Regions from separate parts of the Mus musculus genome. Here region 1 is linked to region 2. A link is a loop called in an ENCODE intact Hi-C map of the cell type or tissue named here. Cell type or tissue: left cerebral cortex. All regions are shown on one strand. Each heading gives the region's core, and the rest is flanking DNA. Links, peaks and the distances in the headings are about the cores only.

What was found. A loop is a pair of places that touch in the nucleus more often than their neighbours do. Peaks named below come from ENCODE experiments on the same cell type or tissue, not always from the same donor. Only the 100,000 strongest peaks of a DNase experiment are listed, where the experiment ranks them.
Region 1: it touches region 2 in a loop (15-fold over the local background); 4 of 42 quality-filtered maps call a loop at or near these places.

The regions. Positions count from the first base shown.
Region 1 is chr5:146,063,787-146,070,305 of GRCm38, forward strand. No RefSeq gene overlaps it. Among named protein-coding and RNA genes, the nearest start is that of Cyp3a59, 12 kb to the right of the region's middle. In left cerebral cortex, for the core only: no CTCF peak of the experiment used is centred there; no DNase peak of the experiment used is centred there.
Region 2 is chr5:145,336,202-145,342,720 of GRCm38, forward strand. No RefSeq gene overlaps it. Among named protein-coding and RNA genes, the nearest start is that of Cyp3a57, 5.8 kb to the right of the region's middle. In left cerebral cortex, for the core only: no CTCF peak of the experiment used is centred there; DNase peaks (open chromatin) are centred at 2,767 and 3,082; H3K27ac peaks cover 358 bases.

The DNA of each region.
Region 1 (6,519 bases), core at 2,321-4,820, 730 kb after region 2:
TCCAGAAGATATCCCAACCGGTAAGAATGACACATGCTCCACTATGTTCATAGCAGCCTTATTTATAATAGCCAGAAGCTGGAAAGAACCCAGATGCCCCTCAACAGAGGAATGGATACAGAAAATGTGGTAGATTTACACAATGGAGTACTACTCAGCTATTTAAAAAAATGAATTTATGAAATTCCTAGGCAAATGGATGGACCTGGAGGGCATCATCATGAGTGAGGTAACCCAATCACAAAGGAACTCACGCAATATGTACTCACTGATAAGTGGATATTAGCCCAGAAACTTAGGATACCCAAGATATAAGATACAACTTGCTAAACGCATGAAATTCAAGAAGAAGGAAGACCAAAGTGTGGACACTTTACCCCTTCCTAGAAATGGGAACAAAACACCCATGGAAAGAGTTACAGAGACAAAATTTGGAGCTGTGACAAAAACATGGACCATCTAGTGATTGCCATATGCAGGGATCCAAATCAGCTTCCAAACACTGACACCATTGCACACACTAGCAAAATTTTGCTGAAAGGACCCGGATATAGCTCTCTCTTGTGAGACTATGTCGGGGCCTAGCAAATACAGAAGTGGATAATCACAGTCAGCTATTGGATGGGTCACACGGCCCCCAATGCAGGAGCTAGAGATATTACCCAAGGAGCAAAAGGGAACTGCAACCCTATAGGTGGAACAACAATATGAACTAACCAGTACCCTGGAGCTCTTGTCTCTAGCTGCATATGCATCAAAAGATGGCCTAGTCGGCCATCACTGCAAAGAGAGGCCCATTGGACTTGCCAACTTTAGATGCCCCAGTACAGAAGAACGCCAGGGCCAAAAAGGGGGAGTGGGTGGGTAGGGGATTGGGGGGGTGGATATGGGGAACCTTTGGGATAGCATTGAAAATGTAAACGAGGAAAATACCTAATAAAAAAATTTAAAAAAAAAAGATGGCCTAGTCGACCATCACTGTAAAGAGGCCCATTGGACTTGCAAACTTTATATGCCCCAGTACAGGGGAACTCCAGGGCCAAAAAGTTGGAGTGGGTGGGTCGGGGAGTTGGAGGGGGAGGGGTATGGGGAACTTTTGGGATAGCATTGGAAATGTAAAAGAGGAAAATACGTAAAAAAAAAAAATTTTAAATCTGAATGAGGAAAAAAAATCAGTCCAAAAATACATATACACAAATGAATTCAAAGCCTATATCTGACATCTGCAGTGACAGATGTGCCACATGCTTACACCAGCACAGTTCAGGGCTGGGGGTCCCTTCTGGGGTGTCTTGCGTTCCTTTTTTCTCCAGCTCTGGCCAGTACTGTTCGTCTCAATGGAGAGCAAAGGTTAGGACTGTCACTCTTGTTCCTTTGGGAATAAACACTTCAAACATTTCTTACTGACACTCTCAAGCCTGTTGCCAATTGGATTTAATCTGAGGATTTAAGTGACAAGTATGTCCAGATATTCAATCTCTACCAGGGTAACTAGGAGGAAAGAAACAGACTCTGGTAAGTTGAGATTTGGGAACAATTTTAAAATCAGTCTATGCAGTTCAATTTAGGGAAGCTGTGAAGTTGAACTTATATTGATATAAGATAATAGCATGTGCAGAGCATTTTAAGATCACTCATTACTTCTACCTACTCAATGGACTACAGGAGGCATTACCGGTATGGTAATAGTATGGGAATGATTGGTGTGGTCTCCTATCAGGCTTCTTTGTGACATGAGGTGTGATTCATAGATCTTGACAGTCACACTCAAGAGAAATATGCTAAAGTTGCACCAGAGAGACATGTCTTAGATTTTCCTTCTGTTGCTGTGATAAAACTCTGACCAGAGCAAATCAGAAGAGGGCAGGGTTATCTGATGTCCTGGTTAGTTGAGACTGCTGGTCATCCTATGAGGTTGTACACACACACACACACACACACACACACACACACACACACACACACAAATAATTTCTCAAGAAAGACTTTACTGACATGTTGGCTACTAGATTCCATTCCTTTTAAAATTCCTTTATCCTTTAGGTTTATGTGTTTTTGTGTATGAATGCTTCACCTGCATGTATACATGCCTGGAGGACACAGTAGTCTTAATAGGGAGTAGGATCTCCTGGAATTAAGGATGGTCATGAGCTGCTGTGTGGGTGCTGGGAACTGAACTCAGATCCTCTATAAGAGCAACAAACACTATTAACTGCTGAGCTATGCCTCCAGGCCCTCATGTTACTTTTTAAATCAGTATTTTAATTTTTCCACTGGCTTATATTCATTGTACATGACACCAGATCACATAAACACATTTTCACACAAGTGTAAAATAAAGCATGCTTTGGGAATATTTCCTTGTCTTCTCTCTTCTTCTCCTTCTTCTCTCTCATTTCCTCTCTTCTTTCTCCCTCCTCTTCATCCCTCTTTCCCCTGGTCCCTAGACAGTTCCTGTTCAGCTTTCATGTTATATATACCTGTAGTATTTTATGTATCTGAATAAATCTAGGAATTTAAAAGGAAGAATCATTATGTTTGTCTTAGCACCCTAGTCAGATCTTTTTTTATCAGTGAAATGATTTGTGATGACTAAATTTTGTCTGCCTTCCTGTTGAATGTCTTTCTCCACACCAGAGTGTGACTCCTTAAGTACATGTTAGGGATGTGTCCCCCTCTGCTTACCTCCACGTTGTCCATTTTGACTCATTTCTGTGTCACCATAGGTGTTAGAGAGATTTGTGATAAATAAATCAAAGTCTGGAATGAGGCAGAACACCTGTGTCATGCTGTGGATGGTTCCAAAGGCTATTTGGAGAATTTGTTGCTTTTGAGGACTGAACCTCAGCACAGCTATTCTCCCATTGGGAAATTTCTCCCTTCATCTTAATTGTAGTGGTTTGAATATGCTTAGCCAAGGAAGTGGCACTGTTAGGGGATATGGCCTTGTTGGAGTAGGTGTGGCCTTGTTGGAGGAAATATGTCACTGTGTGAGTGGGCTTTGAGAATTTCCTCCTAGTTACCTGCAAGACAGTCTTCTGTTTGCCTTCACAACAGGATGGAGAACTCTCATCTTCTATCATACCATGCCTGCCTGGACACTGCCCTGATTTCTGTTATGATAATGGACTGAACCTCTCAACTTGCAAGCCAGCCCCAATTAAATGTTGTCCCTTATAAGAGTTGCCTTGGCCATGGTTTCTCTTTACAGCAATGGAAACCTAACTAAGGCACCAAATGAGTAACCTATTGGCTGTTTCACACACTTTATAGAAAGGGAACAATTCTATGGGGATTTCATCCACAGCCCTCATGTAGTAGCATACCATAACATGTGGAGGAAAGTTTGAAACATCTAATGTGACATTATTTCCTCTGAACTGAAGCATTTCTTTCTAGAGGGAGGAAGGAGGCTCCTGGGAGTCAGGAAGTAAACACTGTGATAAAGGTCTGTGAGGCTCCTTGCCAAGTCACAGAAGCAATAACACTTGCTGAGGAGAGACCTCTAGAATCAGATACTGCCTCAGGAGACACTGGTCTGTCTAGTACCTGCAAGCCATACACTGTCCCAGGGATGTGGCATGTATGAATCATCATCTCCCCTGGGGTGGGCTTTTGGATGATGTAACTGCCTTTGAGTGGTCCCTGCTCCTAGAAGTCATCCCTTACCCATATTCCTGTAAGTGACTCCAAGAAGCTCACTGGGTCACCAAGTTGCACTGTATAGAAATCTTTCTGCCATCTGTCCAAGGGAAGTCTTACACAGCAGCATCCAAAACCAGACCTGCTACATCCACAATTAATATCCATCTCTTCTGTGAAAAGCCATTCCATCAGCACTTTCCAGGGAGCACAGCCTCAGCAATAAGTCAGTAGAGCATAATAGTCCTCAGGGGGAATTCATGCCTCAAGAAGGAACCATTTCACATGCTTTGCTCTTTATGCCACTAAATCATAAATAACCCTATTAGTTGTTATTATTTAGAATTTTCATTTTTTTCAGATGTCAAGAGTAAATCCTAATGATGCAGAGGATTAGAATGATTTGAAATTTCCTACTATGCTTTTCGCTGTAAGAATGTGCTGCACCCTGAAGATTCTGTAATCTCTCTTACTTTAAGCTTCTGCTCAAACACCCCACTCTCTTGCTTATCGTAACAAACATTTATAAAACAAGGGTTTTAACTCTAACTCACTCACCTGAGCATGGGGAGACAATTTTACTCCTGATTGCTCTGTGGTCCTCGGAACTACCATGTCTTGGTTCCCACATTCTTTGATACTGTGACCTATGTTCAAACTGTCCAAGGTTTCAGACTGGGGAACATGGAAGGGAAGAAGATGGTGCTGGTAATTAAAACCAACAGCCAAACCAGAACATGTTGCAACTCACATAACGTCAATGGCAGCCCCTATCTGATATTGCTCTACAATGCTAGCTCACTGTCATAAACTTCATTGAATATTAAATAACACCTGATCATGTAAGCTTAATGTAATCACACTACGCCAGGTGAATTGAGAAAGGGAATTCAGCTCACTCCGGGAACTCTTGCCAACGAACGGTTTTGGGTCTGGACACTGAAAGTCAAGATCTCTTTAATATTTTTCCCCCAGGAAATAGAGATCAAAATAGAGTCTTAATAAGTAGTTGCTTTACGTTCGCTCAGCCATTGCTGGTCATGGTCCAGTCTGAGATGTGGTTAATATACCCAAGGAGACTCTATCAGAGAAAACTGATTTTTCCTTTGCCAAGGTATATCAATTGCAGATAACTTCTTGGTTAGTGGTTAGAACCCATGTCACCTTGTCCCTCACAGTGCTGGGACACCATCTGTCTGGAACCTGTCCTAGCACTGTTCTTTTATTGCCTGTGTGCTGCATAAGTTTTATATTAACTTGGCACAAGGTAAAGTCCTCTGAGAAGAGTGAACATCAGATAAAAATGCCTCCATAATATCCAGCTGTAGGGCATTTTCTTAATTAATTATTGCTACAGGAGGGCTCAGCCCATTGTAGGTGGGGCCCATCCCTGAGCTGGTAGTCCTGGGTTCTATAAGAAAGCAGGCTGAGCAACTCATGTAGAGAAGCCAGTAAGCATCATCCCTCCAAGACTGAATCAGCTCCTGCCTCCATGTTCCTGCTCTGTTTGAGTTTCTCTCCTGACTTTCTTCAATTGTGAACAGTGATATGAAAGTGTAAGCAAAAGAAAACCTTTCCTCTACAACTTAGTATTTGGTCCTGGTGTTTCATCGAAGCATTAGAAACCTAAGACAGTCTGACTTTTTGGTTGTTTATTTAAGAGAGGTGAGAGAGAAAATTGAAGTAGGGTTGTGTGGTAGTTTGAATAGGTTACAATCAAAATGTATTGTAAGAAAAGAATTAATAAAAATTCTTAGGAAAAAAGTAGATGTTTGAGTGTCAAACAACAACCACAAAACACAAAGCAAATTTAAAAGGCCACATACCTCCTGTTTCTTATAGTGCTGGATTGCACATATAGGCCCTGTTAAATAGGAAAATATGACCTCAGCACACACAGAAGCCTTCATTAGTTTGGACTTGAATCAGCCTTTATCAGGCAGCAACGTAGAGATACTGAAATGGACTCTTCTCAAGTACAGACTGGGAGTGAGAACTCTACTTACCATAAAAGTCAGTTAATGGCTTATTCACAAATTATATCTGTCAAAGAGATGCCCTCTGGGATTGTAAGGGCTGGAGGATGAGGAGGGAGGAATACTGTAAAATGCTGTTTATCAGATAAGCCAGGACCATTGCAATCACAGGCACTCAGCTGAGATGGCTACCAGCATGAGTGCTGCATGTAGAGAAGAACTGGGTTGTGAGAAATGCTGGTCTAGAAGAGTCTGAGGGCTAGAAGGATGACTCTGTTGTTAAGAAGGCTGGATGCTTTAGCAGAAGTTCAATTCTCAGCATCAACATGGCAGTTTACAACCCTTTGTAATCCCAGCTCCAGGGGATCTAAAGCTCTTATCTGGCCTCTGTGGGCACTACACATATGTGGTGAACAGATATTCATCCAGGCAAGCAGTAATAAACATAATATTAAAATAAATCTTTCTTATAAACAAAGTCACTGGGAGTGAGAAAGGAAGTAAATGGGGGAAATGAAGGATGATGGGGAGGGTGAAGGGGTGAGGGTGATCATCAAACATTTAAAAGGAATGGATAGAGATACCAAAGAAACTTGAAAGGGAGGAGAGAAGGAAGATGGAAGAATTATGAACATCCTAAGGATTCAAGGTTGAGATCTTTGTTTAATCATCAACAGAGACAAGTCATGAGGCACTGCCACATGAAAGCATTGGATCCATGTCATCATTAGTGGCTGCTCAACAGCTGCCTTTAGATTCCATTTTAATGTACATTACCCAAGAGAGTCTGTGATAGAGATCTTGACTTCCCAATGCCAGCGTTGGTGTTGTCCCTAGTGTGTAGTTTGGGCAGAGACACAGAGTGAGGACAAACTGAAATTCATGAAGTTCATGTGGTCAG
Region 2 (6,519 bases), core at 1,535-4,034:
CTGTCGCTGACCAAAGGATTACCCAATTGGATCTCCTCAGCATTTTCTTTCTTTAAAAAATTGGGTGGGATTAATATTATTTGGAGATACACTTTGCTGTGGATTAGTGTTGCTTCTTTGATTGGTCTGTAAGCTTAAGGCCCAAACTAGGAGAGACAAGGTGGTTATTGCCCAGGCGCTTGCAGGACTAGAACATGGAGCTTCCCCTGATATATGGTTATCTATGCTTAGGCAATAGGTCGCTGGCCACTCAGCTCTTATATCTCACGAGGCTAGACTCATTGCACGAGATAGAGTGAGTGTGCTTCAGCAGCCCGAGAGAGTTGCAAGGCTAAGCACTGCAATGGAAAGGCTCTGCGGCATATATGAGCCTATTCTAGGGAGACATGTCATCTTTCATGAAGGTTCAGTGTCCTAGTTCCCTTCCCCCAGGCAAAACGACACGGGAGCAGGTCAGGGTTGCTCTGGGTAAAAGCCTGTGAGCCTAAGAGCTAATCCTGTACATGGTTCCTTTACCTACACACTGGGGATTTGACCTCTATCTCCACTCTCATTAATATGGGTGGCCTATTTGCTCTTATTAATAGAAAAGGGGGAACTGTGGGAAGCCGCCCCCACATTCGCCGTCACAAGATGGCGCTGACATCCTGTGTTCTAAGTTGGTAAACAAATAGTCTGCGCATGAGCCAAGGGTATTTACGACTACTTGTACTCTGTTTTTCCCGTGAACGTCAGCTCGGCCATGGGCTGCAGCCAATCAGGGAGTGATGCGTCCTAGGCAATTGTTGTTCTCTTTAAAGAGGAAAGGGGTTTCGTTTTCTCTCTCTCTTGCTTCGCTCTCTCTTGCTTCTTACACTCTGGCCCCATAAGATGTAAGCAATAAAGCTTTGCCGTAGAAGATTCTGGTTGTTGTGTTCTTCCTGGCCGGTCGTGAGAACGCGTCGAATAACAGGGCACTTATAATAAAACAATATTAAAAGAAAGCACACAAAACCCTCTATCGACTATAGCAAGGACAAAACTGGACCACATCCGTGTTATGGAATGCCAAGGACCTCCAGGAGACCAGTTTCCATGAAACTTTTTGCCTCAGGACTATGGCCAAGCATTTGTCCTTGTCATTCAGACTCCACTGGAGTGGGTGTGGCAAGATGTTAAAACTTTACTTGGAGATGAAGAAAGATGAATCAACATTAATGCTCTGTTTATTAAAGTATTGCTGGGGGGCACATAACATAAACAATCAGCAATTGACTATAGCAGCTTCCTCTACTTTCTGTGAAACTATTCATCCCTCATCAATTAATTTGCATCCTCCTTGTGAACATCCAACAAAGGCTTAAGTCCTCCTATGGTGAGCTTAATGTGAGGACTTAGCCAATTAACATCTCCTGGAAGCTTTTGAAAATAATTTGAAGTGAGTAAATCATGTTTTCTTTCTTGAATTTTCTGTCCCACAATTTTCTAGGATATAATTGAGGCCCCAAATATTGAAAAAGATATTGCCTTTAAATCTTTTCTGGAGCAACAACTACTCCCCAAAAATTTAAAGCTCATTGTATAAGAGCAAAGGTTTGTAGTAAAATTCCCTGTCAGAAGGATTAGCTAATAAAATATACATGTAATGAATAATATACACTGAAAGATTCAAAGTCCTAACTTCTTGTATTGAAGAAGAGACAAAAATTATTTTACATAATGTAAGGCTACTAGCCATTCCTAGAGGCAAAACTTTCCAATGATTACAAGCTCACTAGAAGCAAACCCTTTAAAATTATTAGGATGCTAAGAAAAATAAAACCCTCCAAATCAATAATAATTCTTTATGGAGTAGGCAGGCCAGATTGTAATGCTTCTACAAGTTCCACAGCCTCATAGACTTTTCATAAATCTTAAGTATAAACTTTATTTTGAACAATACCTGGATATATCTGTAATAATGCTGTTTTGGCTTAAAAGTAATTACCCAGAGAAGAGGCGAGGACCCAAAAACTTCCATATGCAGGGTTTTCAAGACAAAAGCAGTGCCACACAAACCTTCCTGTGACCACTCTGAGCTTTGCATTAACTCAAATGTAAATATTTCTTAATTTGAGCCTATTGCCCAATGATTATCCCTCCTGCAGTGAGGACAGATTCCAGGGAGCGATTCTATTGTCTATCTATGCCTCTATTTTTGGACAGTCTTTCCTAAAATGATTTATGCCCATCATAATTAAAGCATTCCTTATAACCTTGGTGCTGTGAAAGCATTGCTTGTACTGTAGTCCCCTGCAAGGCAGCAGCCATAGCAAGACCCTGATTGTATGAGGGCACAATTTCTGTACAAAGGTGAATATATCCAGGTAAGTCTGCCTTTGCTTTGTATGACCAGATGCCCACATTGAGCTGTATTAGCATTCTCATAAGACAATTGTGTAACAAAAGGAACCCCTACTTGGTGATCTCCAAAAAATTCTACTAGTTATTTTTAGTAGCTTATTCACAAACTCCTTGAAAGAATTCATCAGGAGCCCATTGACACCATATAAATTTCCACAGAGATCTCCTATCCAAACTTGGTGGGTTAAATTTTGTCAATTGTCATCTCTCCTGGGGCAGGCTTTTGGATGATGTGGCTGCCTTTGAGTGGTCCCTGCTCCTAGAAGTCACCCCTCACCCATATTCCTGTAAGTGACTCCAAGAAGCACACTGAGTCATCAAGTTGCACTGTGGAGAAATACTTCTGCCATCTGTCCAAGGAGAAGTCTTACAGAACAGCATCCAAAATCAGACTTGCTACTTCCACAATTGGTATCCACCTCTTCTGTGAAAAGCCATTCCATCAGCACTTTCCAGGGAGCACAGCCTCAGGAATAAGTCAGTAGAGCATAATAGTCCTCAGGGGGAATTCATGCCTCAAGAAGGAACCATTTCACATGCTTTGCTCTTTATGCCACTGAATCATAAATAACCCTATGAGTTACTATTATTTAGAACTTTCATATTTTTCAGATGACAAAAATAAATTGTAACGATGCAGAGGATTAGAAAGATTTGAAATTTTTTACTGTTCCTGTAGTTGAGTAAGAATGTGCTGTGCTCCACGTTTGTAATCCCTCTTACTTCAAACATTTGCTAAAACACCCCAGTCTCTTGCTTATCTTAACAAATAGTTCTAAAACAACTGTACTAACTCTAGTTCAATTGCCTGAACATGGGGAGGTGATTTTAGTCCTGATTGCTCTGTGGTCCTCAGAACTAACATGTCTTTATTCCACGTACTTTGATACTGTGAGCTATGGTCAAACTGTCCAAGGTTGCAGACTGGGGGACATAGAAGGGAAGAAGGTGGTGCTGGTAATTAAAACCAACAGCCAAACCAGAACATGTTACAACTCACATAACATCAATGGCAGCCCCTATCTGATATTGCTCTACAATGCTAGCTCATTGTCATAAGCTTCATTGAATATTAAATAACAACTGATCATGTAAGCTTAATGTAATCACACTACTCCAGGTGAATTGAGAAAGGGAATTCAGCTCACTCCAGGAACTCATGCCAAGGAACGGTTTGGGGTCTGGACACTGAAAGTCAAGATCTCTTTAATACTTTCCCCCAGGAAATGGAGATCAAAATTAGAGTCTTAATAAGTAGTTGCTTGGCGTTGGTTCTGCCAGAAATGTGGTTAATATACCCAAGAGACTCCACTGGAGAAAACGGTTTTTTTTTCCTTTGCCAAGGCATATCAATTGTAGATAGTTTCTTGGTTAGAGGTGGGAACCCATGTTGCCTTGTGTGTCACAGTGCTGGAACACCATCTGTCTGGTACCTGTCCCAGAACTGTTCTGTTATTGCCTATGTGCTGCGTAAGTTTTATATCAACTTGCCACAAGATGAAGTCCTCTGAGAGGAGTGAACATCAGATAAAAAATGCCTCCATAATATACAGCTGTAGGGCATTTTCTTAATTAATTATTGCTACAGGACTGCTCAGCCTGTTGTAGGTGGGGCCCATCTCTGAGCTGTTAGTCCTGGGTTCAATAAAAAAGCAGGCTGAGTAAGTCATGTTGAGCAAACCAATAAGCATCATCCCTTCAGGGCTGCATCAGCTCCTGCTTCCATGTTCCTGCCCTGCTTTAGTTCCTGTCTTGACTTCCTTCAATTTTGAACAGTGATATGAAAGTGTAAGCCAAAGAAACCCTTGCCTCCCCAACTTGTTTTTTGGTCATGTTGTTTCATTGAAGCCTTAGAAGCCCTACCTAACACAGACTTTCTTTTTTGTTTGTTTGTTTAAGAGAGGTGAGAGAGAAAATTGAAGTAGGGTGGTGTGGTGGTTTGAATAGGTTTGGCCCATATAGACTCATGTGTTTGAATGTTTGACCCATGTAGAATGGCACTATTAGGAGGTGTGGCCTTGTTGGAGGAAGTGTGTCACTCTGAGGGTGAGTTTTGGGATCTCCTATGCTCACACTCTGCCCAGTATAGAATTAATATCTCCTTCTGCTGCCTTCAGATCAAGAGGTAGAACTCTCAGCTCCTTCTCTGGTACCATGTTAGCCTGGATGCTGCCATGCTTCCTGCCATGATGATAATGGGCTAAACTTGTGAAACTGCAAACCAGCCTCAATTTAATGTTTTTCTTCATAAGAATTGTCATGGTCATTATGTCTTCTTGCAGCAATGAAATCCTAACTAAGACAGGTGAGTAAGAAGGTGGGGAGGAATTGAGGGAGGGGAAAACATAATCAAAATATATTGTAAGAAAATAATTAATAAAAAATTCTTAGGAAAAAAGTAGATGTTTGAGTGTCAAACAACAACCACAAAAACACAAAACAAATTAAAAAGGCCACATACCTCCTGTTTCTTATAGTGCTGGATTGCACATATAGGCCCTGTTAAATAGGAAAATATGACCTCAGCACACACAGAAGCCTTCATTAGATTGGACTTGAATCAGCCTATATCAGGCAGGTGGAGATACTGAAATGGACTCTTCTCAAGTACAGACTGGGAGTGAGAACTCTACTTACCATAAAAGGCAGTTAATGGCTTATTCATAAATTATATCTGTCAAAGAGATGCCCTCTGGGATTGTAAGGGCTGGAGGATGAGGAGGGAGGAATACTGTGAAATGCTGTTTATCAGATAAGCCAGGACCATTGCAATCACAGGCACTCAGCTGAGATGGCTACTGGCACAAGAGCTGCATGTAGAGAAGAACTGGGTTGTGAGAAATGCTGGTCTAGAAGAGTCTGAGGGCTAAAAGGATGACTCTGTTGTTAATAATGCTGGCTGCTTTAGCATAAGTTCAATTCTCAGCATCGACATGGCAGTTTACAACCCTTTGCAATCCCAGCTTCAGGGGATCTAAAGCTCTTATCTGGCCTCTGTGGGCACTACACATATGTGGTGCACAGATATTCATCCAGGCAAGCAGTAATACACATAATATTAAAATAAATATTTATTTTAAACAAAGTCAGTGGAGGTGAGAATGGAGATAAATGAGGGAATTGAAGGATGATGGGGAGAGGATGAACATCAAACATTTAAAAGAAAGAGAGAGAGAGAGAGAGAGAGAGAGAGAGAGAGAGAGAGAGAGAGAGAGAGAGAAAGTGGCAGAGGGATTTGTTGAGAAGAATGGTTTCTGTGGAAAGAAGATGCAAGTTAAAATGGGGTAAAAATGACCAAAGCTTCTTTATATATATGAATGAAATTACCAAAAAATGTTAAAATTAGATCTTGATGCTGAGATGAACCTTTGAAACGTCATAGAAGAAACTGGAGAGGTGGCGCATTAGCTGCTCCTCTGAAGGACCTGGGTTCACTTCCCAGCACCCACTTGATGGGTGTCAATCACCTTTAACTCTAGTTCCAGAGAAAATGCCATGCTCTTCTGGCCTCCACTGGCACCAGGCAAACACATGGTAGATATACATACATACATACATACATACATACATACATACATACATACACACATTCAGGCAAAGCACACATACACACAGAAAAAAACCCCACTCCATACTAAGTTAAAGACACAAGACACAAAGTTTCACGTGGTGTCTCATCTTAATTATTTGAAGAGCACACATAAGCACACAGAGACAGTCACACAGTGTGGGTCAGTGATGGGAGATGGGAGATTCTGGCTGTGCACAGGATTTTGGGAAGCTGTGGTAGGAATGGGGCAGAGACCACGGCTGTCCTAAAGCAGGTGTTCTAAATGCGATAGCTCCACATACTTGAAAATGGTTAATTTTATGTTGTGCTAGTATTAATTCAATATTTTTTTTTATCTCAGTAATATGTGGTAGTACTTGTAAGACCCCACTCTGGGGCATGATAAGGCCAGAAACGCACCCAGGGGCTCTGCTCAGCCTGAAGTTTCCTGATGACTGGTCCAGGGTGGAGCCTTAAAACAGCACCCAAGCTTCAGAGCTGGTTGTATAAACTGATGGCTTTTTAGGAGGAATGAAGATGAAGATGCTAATGTCTAGGGAGTGGCTAGGTGTCCAAAGTGATCCCTA